2 separate regions of the Homo sapiens genome follow, and region 2 is linked to region 1. Evidence: read pairs that join two places in POLR2A ChIA-PET (ENCODE). Cell type or tissue: K562. All regions are shown on one strand.

Region 1 (5,000 bases):
GGAGCTTCCTGGGAGCCTGCAGCCTCAGGAGGGGCTGAGGCCGGGGGAGTGTGCAGGACTAACGGACACCATGCCTGCCACTTCCTGAGCTGAGGGCAGAGCTGATGGGGGCGGGCTGTCACCTGCATGGTCTTATTCCCAGGCTTGCATCCTACCCCTCTCCCCCATGGAGGAGGTGGGAATGGAGCAACGCCCCCAGCCAATCCCCTGGTTCCCTGGTGCTCCCAAGGGATTCCTGCCAGCTCTGCGGCCCTCAGACTTGAGGCCAGGGGGTGTTGGACACACTGCACCCCTCACAGAGAGAGGAACAACCATCCCCTCCTGCCTGAGCCAGGATTCACCCCCAGACATCCCTCAGAATCCATTTCCATCTTTCCAAAGAGATGCTCCCATGGCCACAACCTTCTTCAAAAAAAAAAAAAAGAAAAAGCCTCAAACCGTCTTTCCCTTAAGGCAGCAGTCCTCAGCCAGGGGTGATGGTGCCCCCCCAAACCCCAGGGAACCAGAGGAGGAACCAGGGAACCACGTGTCAACGTCTGGAGACATTCTTGGTTTTCACAACTGGGGGCTGGTGCTGGCATGGAGTGGGGAGAGGCCAGGCTGCTGCTGGACACCCCACAGTGTGCAGGAGGGGCCCGCAGCAGAGTGATCCTGCTAGAAACGTCCCCGGTGTCGTCCTGGGGCAACACTGTCCCAGTTCCACACCTGGCAGGGCGGCTCTGCGAAATGCCTCCACCCAGAGCCTGGTCTCTATCGGCTCCCTCACCTGGTGGCCTGCGGGGGGTGTCCCAAGGGTTCTCACCAGGAGTTTAGCCAATGTACAGTTTGAGAGAACAGCCCCCACAAGACCACCCTTCCTCAATTCAGACACCAGCTGCAAGTTCTGGGGGTCTCCAAGACCACCCTCAGGTTTGGTGATTTGTGGGAAAGACTCGTAGAACTCACTAAAAGCACCTATGCTCACAGTTATGGTTTATTACAGCAAAGGGATCCAGGCTGAGATCAGGCAAGGACAGGCAGGCGTGGGGGGCAGAGTCCAGGAGGGTCCAGACATGGGGTGTCTGCCGTCCTCCCTGGGAAAGTGGGGATAAGTCCCTCCCAGAGATGACGTGTGACAACACGCATGGGGCATTGCCGCCAGGGATGCTCCCAGACCTTTGGTGTCCCGAGTCTTTGCTGGGGCTCTGTCACACACTGCCTTGGTGGCAGGGCTTTAGTTTCCAGCTCCTCCTGGAGGTTAGGGCTAATCCTTCTGGTCTCCAGTTTCTTCTGGAGGTCCAAGCTGATGTGGCATGACCCAGAGCTCCCACCATAAATCACACTGTCAGACTGTCCAGCAGTCAAAGCCCCCAGGCAAACAGAGACACATACATCAGGCAGGATATTCTGGGAGCCCAGAGACCACCTCCCAGGAGGTGAAGGCAAAGGTTAGCTCTCTCTTTGGATCAAGTTGGTGCTTCACTACCCAGACCTCCCTCCCTCCATTTTAGATCAGAAAACTGAGGCCCAGACCTTAGGAAATCTGAGCAGGCTCTGAGCAGTGGAGGATGTGGGCTCTGAGCCAGTCCCTGCACTCTCCTCTTTTACTCAGGCCCCTCCGCTCCCCAAGTCCCCTGCCTCCCAGAGGTCCACAAGCCCAAGCTGGGGGAAATCTCAGTGCAGCCTCTTGGATCTCTGTGCAAAAATGAAAAAAAAAAAAAAAAAAAAAAAAAAAAGACACGTTTGTGCATAAAATACACACTGTAGAGGAAGGAAAAATGCAGGAAGAGAAGTTTCCAGTAATTCACCCCATGGCAACCACCAGGCCAGCGTGGGACCTGGAGTATTAATCCTCTAAACCTGGGGCCCCTCCCGCTCGGAGGGCTGAGGGCTGCAGGCCTCTGGGGCCTCCCCGCCTCCAGTTCCGCTGCCTTGTTCTCACTCCCAGGCAGCCTCCGTCCCAGCCTCCCATCCCGGCTGAGCATGGTACCCCGCACACACGGTTGCTAAGAAACCGTTGCCAAGAGTCACAACTCAGCTGGCAACGGAAAACACCCCCAGCAGCACCGTTTGCTGGGCCCATTTAGGAAGACATGTTTTCTGGTCCACTCAATGCCTCATCCTCTTTGCAAACATTTCAAACGTTTTCTTTTACATGGCTTCTAGATATCACTTAGCATGCACTCTATATTTAGGAACGGTTATGAAACAAACATATCACCCACAATATCTGCACTGACTATGGCATGAAGCCTGGTACTGGGATCAAGAGGCAGGGAGACACCAGGGAAAAATCCTGCCTCATATCACAGCGAAGCCTGGTGCTCCTGGCTGATTTGGGAGCTTGTCGGTAAGTCTCATCTGGTCAAGTTCGACAACCCCCAGGTGGCAAGCTTTACGCCACAAAGCCCATTGGACTGCAGGAAACAGGAAAGATGGACAGCTCTAGTCCTCGGCCAGAGGCAGAGCTCGTCAGTCAGTCTCATCTGGTCTAATCCCACAACCGCCGAGTGGCAAGCTTTATGCCACAGAGCCCACTGGACTGCAAGAAACAGGAGAGACCGATGGCTCCAGCCCTGGACCAGAGGCTACTATCCCTGTAGTACCTCTGAAAGGCCAATCCTTGTAGCAGCCCTGAAAGGTCCAGATGCAGCCCCTTATTCTGCAGAGGAGGAGTCCAAGGTGGCCCACCCACAGGAGGCAGAGCTGGCCTCTGTTGCTGTAGTGGAGAAATACTGCACCCCAAGCCACATCATGACACTCTTCAGCCCAGAGTGGGCAGCCTGAAGAGGAAAGACTCCATCCCAGCAAGGATGAAGGCTGCGGTTCCCAGGTCCTCCGTCAGCACGTATCTCATTTCCTGGGCACCCAAGACAGGGACCCCGGGAGGCCCTTTGGTTGGCTTTGGCGCAGCCGTGAAGGTCAGATGGGAGCCTGGAGGTGGGGGGCGTGGGGGTGGCATGGTGTTGGGGGACTTTGTCCCTGAAGTGTCTCCTCTCACAGCTCGCTCTAGCACTAAAGGTTCCTGTTTTTGAGGTTTGTGATATTAGAGTTGTTCCCCAAAATTCCGATTTTCCTCCTTCTTGGGCACACACAGGGCTGCAGGTCTCCACCCTCCTGAAGTTAGGTGCGGCCAAGTGAGCCGGCGGCTGCAGGGACGTGTGTCACTCCAGGAAAGATGAAGACCAACTCACCACCCACCACACTGCCCTTGAACCCAGATGTGGCAACTATAAATGGATGATGGTCCAGCTGGTGGGGGCGTCACCCAACCCGGTTCCTAAGTGAGGAGGGCAAAGGACAGCACCCAGCAGACCTGACAGGGCAGTGAGAGTGAGCAGGAAATAAGCCTTTGTTTTTTTAAGCCATGGCAACCTGGAGATTATTTGCTACTGCAGCCTAACCCCGCTGTCCTGACTGTTACAGGTCAGGTGGCTACAGCAGAATAGCCCTTATCCTAAACGCTTGGACTAGAAGTATTCTGGATTGCATATATTTTTGGATTTTGGAATATTTGCATGTACATTTGGTATATCTGCACATATAATCACATATATCCTGGAGATGGGACCCAAGTCTAAATATGAAATTCACGTATGCTTTATACACATAGCCTGAAGGTAATTTTATACAACATTTAAAGAATTTTGTGCATGAAACAGTTTTCATTGTGTTTTGACTGGGACTTACCCCATGAGGTCAGGCTTGGAATTTTATACCTGTGGCATCATGTTGATGCTCAAAAAGTTTGGGGTTTTAGAGCATTTTGGATTTTGGATTTTTAGATGAGCTCAACCTGGATTGGACCTCAAAGGGTGCCCTTATACAAGGTCAACATGCCTAGCAAGGAAGAGAGTTGTTTTTTGTTTTTTTTTGAAACAGAGTCTCGCTCTGTCGCCCAGGCTGGAGTGCAATGGTGTGAGCTTGGCTCACTGAAATAGCGGCCTTCCAGCTTCAAGCGATTCTCCTGCCTCAGCCTCCTGAGTAGCTGGGATTACAGGCGCATGCCACCATGCCCAGCTAATTTTTGTATTTTTAGTAGAGACGGGGTTTCACCATGTTGGCCAGGCTGGTCTCGAACTCCTGACCTCAGGTGATCCACCCGCTTCAGCCTCCCACCATGCCTGGCTGAGAGTTCTTAAAACTGAAGATCTCCCAGGTAAGCCCATCTTTGTGTGGCAGGATCCACAGGTTAGGCTGGGAGGGTCCGGGAGCAGAACGTGGAAGCCAAATTCTGACGGGCGCAGCAGGGGTGGAGGCTGATGGCACCAAAGTCGGGGGCGGAGAGGGCAGTAAACACATGTGCCCCCCTCTGTCCTACCCAGGCCTCGGTTTCCCTGCTCGCAAAGTAAGCATAGTCACTACTAAGCAGTGCCTTAATATATCAAGAGCTCTTTTCCCCGGGGCCTCCTTCAGTCCTTATAGTAGCTCTGAAATGTCCTGCAACAGCTCCCTATTTTGCAGAGGAGGAGCCTAAGGCGGCCCACCCATGGGAGGCAGAGCTGGCCTCGACGCCAGCCCCATGCTCACTCCACACCCAGCATCATGATGCTGCTGTCATCCCCCAACTTCCGGCTTCCCGAGCTCCAGGCAGTGGAGACCCACCATACAGCAGGCTGTTAGCACCGCCTCTGGGTGGTGAGGGGCTGCCGAAGTTTCGGCCCACCTGCCCTCCCCAGGACAGGCTCAAACTGAGTGTCTAGGAAGAGTCTCTTGACTAGGGGAGTGAACAGGTCCCAGAGGATCACAGTACTGCTGTGGGCTCTGGCTGGGTAAATCATCCCAGCTCTGGGGCTCTGGGCTGCAGCGCGGCAAGGCAGTGTGTTCTGCACAAAGACAGGATGTACTTGGGGAGAGGCTGTACCATTGTTGTGAGCGGAAGAGAAATTAATTTTAAGCCTGGAGTTGATTCCAGCCTGGGAGGGAAACGCCAACACTTGGAGAGGGATGGTTTCAGGCATGTGCGCGCCACAGCTCACGTGCTCACTGCAGCCTGAATTCAGTGGGGAAACGCGCCCCGG
Region 2 (5,000 bases), 160 kb after region 1:
CAAAGCAAGAGAGGTAACAGCGGCCTTGGGCATCATCCCCCATCTCGGGCACCAGGCTGCCCAAACAAAAGCCGAGATTAATTTGCACCAGGTCGAGGGAGTGGACATGGGGATGCTCTGTCCGCTTCAGGGACTCTTTGGTTTCTAAGCAGGGGCTCAAAGAGGAGGGGTTCCACTATCAGCTGAGGGTGGTCGCCTGGGACCACTGATGGGCTGGTGTCCTACCTGCTATGCACAGATGGGCCCGGGACCAGACCTCTAGCAGTGTAGAGGTTCCCACACTGCAGCCCAAGTCTCCTCTCAGGGTAAGCGGGACCGTGCCAGAATTTCCAACAAACACCAGGAGTAACTTTCAAGTGGAAACACAGCTGGCACGGGCAGCACAGGGCTTATAAATGACGGGGCAATAAAGTGGAATTATGACCTTTGCACCTGTCCTTTGCTTCTGTGCCTTTCTCCTCTGCAGCCACCCTGGGCTGTCTCTGGCCTGGCCTCCTTTTACAATGGAGCTGGGGGTAGGACAGTCTATTAGACCAAGCCTCACAAAGCAGGGAAGCAGATGGGCAGGGGCTGGGTGGAGGTGAGGGCAGAGCAGGAGTGACAATGACCTGCTACTGTAGCCACAGTGCCCTGCATGGCCAGAGCCTTGGTGGTGCTGGTGTTCCCAGGTATTACTATCAGGAAGCCCATTCCATCAGTGCTGTTGGTAACAATTCTTGTATGCGTATGGACTTTTATACCTTTACATTCTTCTCTGTGAGCCACTGCAACAACCCTGCAGGGCGTGTCTATCTGCAGGGCATATAAATCCAACTTACAGATGAGAAAGCTGAGACATACAAGGGTAAAATAATTTTTCTCAAGGGCACCAAGTGTGGTGTTGATTTCTTTACATCAAGAGGGGATGTGAGGAAAGAAATGAAATTTCAAGAACTAGAAGGGGAAAGCCAGGAACCTCCTCCAAACAAAGGGAAGGCTGCACAGGGCTGGGATGAGGAAGAATATTTGTTCATGGCCAGAGCAGTAGCGTTCACCAAGGTGGAGTGCCAGACTTGACTAGCATCATCCCTTTATCATCTTAAAACCTCTGACACCATCACCACCAGCATCATTGCTAGTCACATCACTACCACCATCAATCACCATGACTATCACCATCAATAGAATCACTACCATCATCACCAACAAAAACAGCATCACCACTATCATCACCATGACCACCACCACCAGCATCACCACCAGCATCACCACGACCACCATCACCAGCATCACCATCATCACCAAGATCACCACCATGAGCATCACCATCAGCACCATGACCACCACCACCAGCATCACCACCATCATCACCATGACCACCACCAGCATCACCACCATCACCAAGATCACCACCACCAGCATCACCACCACCAGCATGACCACCACCAACACCAGCATCACCAACATCATCACCATGACCACCACCACTAGGATCACCACTATCATCGCCGTGACCACCACCACCAGCAGCATCACCACCATCATCACCATGACCACCACCACCAGCATCACCACCATCATCACCATGACCACCATGACCACCACCACCACCAGCATCACCACCAGCATCACCATGACCACCACCACTAGGATCACCACTATCATCACCGTGACCACCACCACCACCAGCATCACCACTGTCATCACCAAGACCACCACCACTAGGATCACCACTATCATCACCGTGACCACCACCACCAGCATCACCACCATCATCACCAAGACCACCACCACCAGCATCAACACCATCATCACCATGACCATCACCATGACCACCACCACCAGCATCACTACCATCATCGCCATGAGCACCACCACCAGCATCACCACGATCATCACCATGACCGCCACCAACACCACCACCACCATAAACAGCATCACCATGGCTGCCATCAACTACTTATCATCATTACCACCACCACCACCACCCCTGGTCCCTGACTCCAAGGCCACAAAATCTTAACATCTCAGAGGCTGGCTGACCCTGGGGATGCTCCAGCCTCCAGGTAAAGGAAACAGATGTCAGCTCAGATGTATCTATGTTTAGGTCCTGGGCCGGCCACCCCTGCTTCTGAGCAAGTCACTCACCATCTCTGACCTCGTGTCAAATGGACTAACATCACTGCATGCCCCCCTCCCAAGTTTACTCTGAGGATCACATGAGTTACCTATAAACATCAAATGAGAGGTGAGAGGATGCAACCACAGGGACAAGGTTTGGAACTGTGTGCTCTGAAAAGGCTGGAACGATAACGTTACATGGCCTGCAGGATGGCGGAACATGACTTACTCCAGTGCATACATGATATGGCTCCCGAGGGAGAGCAGGTGGATCCCAGAAGCTGACCTAGTGTTGAACTGGGAGGTGTGACAGCCAAGAGGACAGGTCCCCCACCAGGGCCATTGTGGATGAGGACTTTCCTCATTGTGTCGTCTTCTTATCAATGGCCACAGACAAGAAATCTCAAAGGACAGTGGCCCCAAGTCACTTGTGACTTCAGCAGCTTCCCTTTATCCATGGTTTCACTTTCTGAGGTTTTAATCACCCACGGTCAACTGAAGTCTGAAAATATTGAACAGAAAAGTCCAGAAATAAACAGTTGAAAAGTTTTCAATTGCATGCCATTCTGAGTAGCGTGATGTCGAGTGCCGTTCCGCCCGGGGGAAGTGACTCATCCCTTTGTCCAGCGCACTCCTGCTGTCCACACCACCCACTGGTTAGTCACTTAGGAGCTGGCTCTGATATCAGACCAAAAACATGGTGTATGCAGTACAGGGCAGTACAGGGTTCAGCGCTGTCCCCCATTTCAGGCACCCAATGGGGGTCTTGGGAGGTAGCCCCTGAAGATAACAGGGGACTGCTGCAGTCACAAAAGAGTTGGTAAAACCAAGAGGTCCCCATCCTTCTCCTGCCCAGCCCTGACCCCAGGGTTGGATTTGGGAGGAGGAGATTTAAACTCCAAGTGTGTCCTGAAACCCCGACGAGGCCACACAGGGTGTCCTATAGGAGACAGGAGGTGACGGCTCCAGGTGTGGCTTCAGATGATAGAGGAGCAACGCACTGCTCTCAGGTCGATTTCTGGGAGGAGGAAACACATGCCAGCCTCACCACCACCCTGTCGGGTCCACACGATCTGAAGGAGAGATCCGAGAATGTTATGCCCATTAGTCCTTGGGGTGTGGGGCTGGTGGCGGTCCGGAGACACTTCTCAGAGCAAATGGCAATGCTAAGCTGTAAGATGCTCCCAGTAAGGGCCCCCTACGCTGGTAAATTAGAGAGTGGCTGGAAAGGAGAGTCCACGGCAGGGATTCTGAATGGGAACAGTCCATGGGAAGAGAGCTTGGGAATCTGGACAGCCTGGCACACATGCTTCCCAGACATACACAACACGTGTTTCCTTATGAATAAGCGGGGATCATAAAGGCACCTCCCATTAAGGGCAATTACGAGGCTCAAATGAGGTCCTGTCTCTTCTCCATTGAGTGCCACAAAAAAGTAGAAAAGACACACTGCAAACCACATCTGTTTCCTGGTCAGAGCTCTGACTTTCTGATCTAGATCCTATGCTTATGGCTAGCTTCTAGAAACTTCTAGAGAGCCATGGGGCCTATTCTTAAATGCAGACTTACCCCACAAGAGTGGCCAGTCAAGGGAAGGCACGGCTAATCCCATCCTACACTCACACCTTCTACCCAGTCGAGACCCCTGCACCAGGGAGTCAGCCAGAAGATTCCGGAAGCCCATTCTGCAGAGAATCCCATCAAGTCACTTCCTCGGTGGTCTCTGCAGCTGATTGAGGATCCCGACTCCAACAGGCTCTGGTGGTGCATACGGCACAGGACATGCCAAAACTACACTGGGTAGGTGCTGCTCATCTGGGTAGGTGCCCAGGAGTGAAGTAGGAGTTGAGAATGTGGCATCTTATGCCCCAGTCTGAGCTGCCTGGCTGTGAGGCCCCCACTCCTACCTCAGTGGCTTTCAGGTGACCAGATCCTACCTGTCTCTGGAGGATGGAAACAGGGATGTACAGCGGTGACTCATCACACCCATTTTCTCATCATGTTCTACATGAATGGTGCTCACTGATAGTCAAGTCTTTTGTTTGTTTCAGCAACTAAAATACGATTTGCTCTGGTGCTGCTTGGCCTTGTCATTTTCTCAGGGATAAACAGAGAGCCCTGGCCTGACAGTTTCCATGTACACATAAGATGTGTCGCTGAAAACTGCACACACGTGCATTGCATTCATTTTTCATAAACTGCCTCATCCATGGGTGCCAACTGATTACTTCGGAAATATTTTATCTTTGTTTCTTAGTCAAGATACATCAACAGGGGCACCCCTGATTTCAATGTGTAGAATTCTGAGGAGGAAGGATCAAGTGATTCTACAATCCACCAGCCTGAATTCACAGATGAGGAAATTGATGTCTTGGAAGATGCGGAAGGCAGTCAAGTCCCCAGTAGGGGAGGTGGGCACTGTCTCTCCACCCAGGGTGCATGTCCACCCAGGGCACTGTCTCTCCACCCAGGGTGCATAAAGAGGGTCAGCTTTATGGGCCAACGGACCAGGCTATAGCACCCAGTTATGCAGCCAAGCACTAGCCTAGGTGTTGCTGGGAGGGTATTTTGTAGATGTGGTTAACATTTACAGTCTGTTGGCTTGAAGTCAACATTTTTCTCAGTAATGTGGGTGGGCCTCCTCCAATCATTTAAAAGGCCTCAAGAGCAAAATTGAGGTTTCTTTGAGGAAGAAGAGATTCTGCATCAAGTTTGCAGCACCAGCTCCTGTCTGGGCGTTCCAGGCTGCTGGACTGCCCAGAGGATTTTAGACTTGCCTGTTCCCATGATCGGGTGAGCCAAGTCCTTGAAATGAGTCTCTTAATACATACGCTCTATCTGTATCTACATCTGTGTCTACGTCCTACTGGTTCTGTTTCTCTGGAGAATCTTGACTCAAA

The links. Peaks named below come from ENCODE experiments on the same cell type or tissue, not always from the same donor. Only the 100,000 strongest peaks of a DNase experiment are listed, where the experiment ranks them.
Region 2: POLR2A ChIA-PET joins it to region 1 with 6 read pairs; 2 of 35 experiments call an interaction of 5 or more read pairs at or near these places.

Annotation. Positions count from the first base shown.
Region 1 is chr11:70,624,124-70,629,123 of GRCh38, forward strand. The region is part of intron 17 of SHANK2 (SH3 and multiple ankyrin repeat domains 2); the gene reads right to left. It overlaps SHANK2-AS1 (SHANK2 antisense RNA 1), which reads left to right and starts at 2,441. Exons shown (of 3, transcript NR_174950.1): 1 at 2,441-2,900. In K562, no CTCF peak of the experiment used is centred here; no DNase peak of the experiment used is centred here; H3K27me3 peaks cover 2,733 bases.
Region 2 is chr11:70,785,758-70,790,757 of GRCh38, forward strand. The region is part of intron 14 of SHANK2 (SH3 and multiple ankyrin repeat domains 2); the gene reads right to left. Among named protein-coding and RNA genes, the nearest start is that of SHANK2-AS3, 75 kb to the right of the region's middle. RefSeq lists an enhancer at 2,428-3,627. In K562, no CTCF peak of the experiment used is centred here; a DNase peak (open chromatin) is centred at 2,744.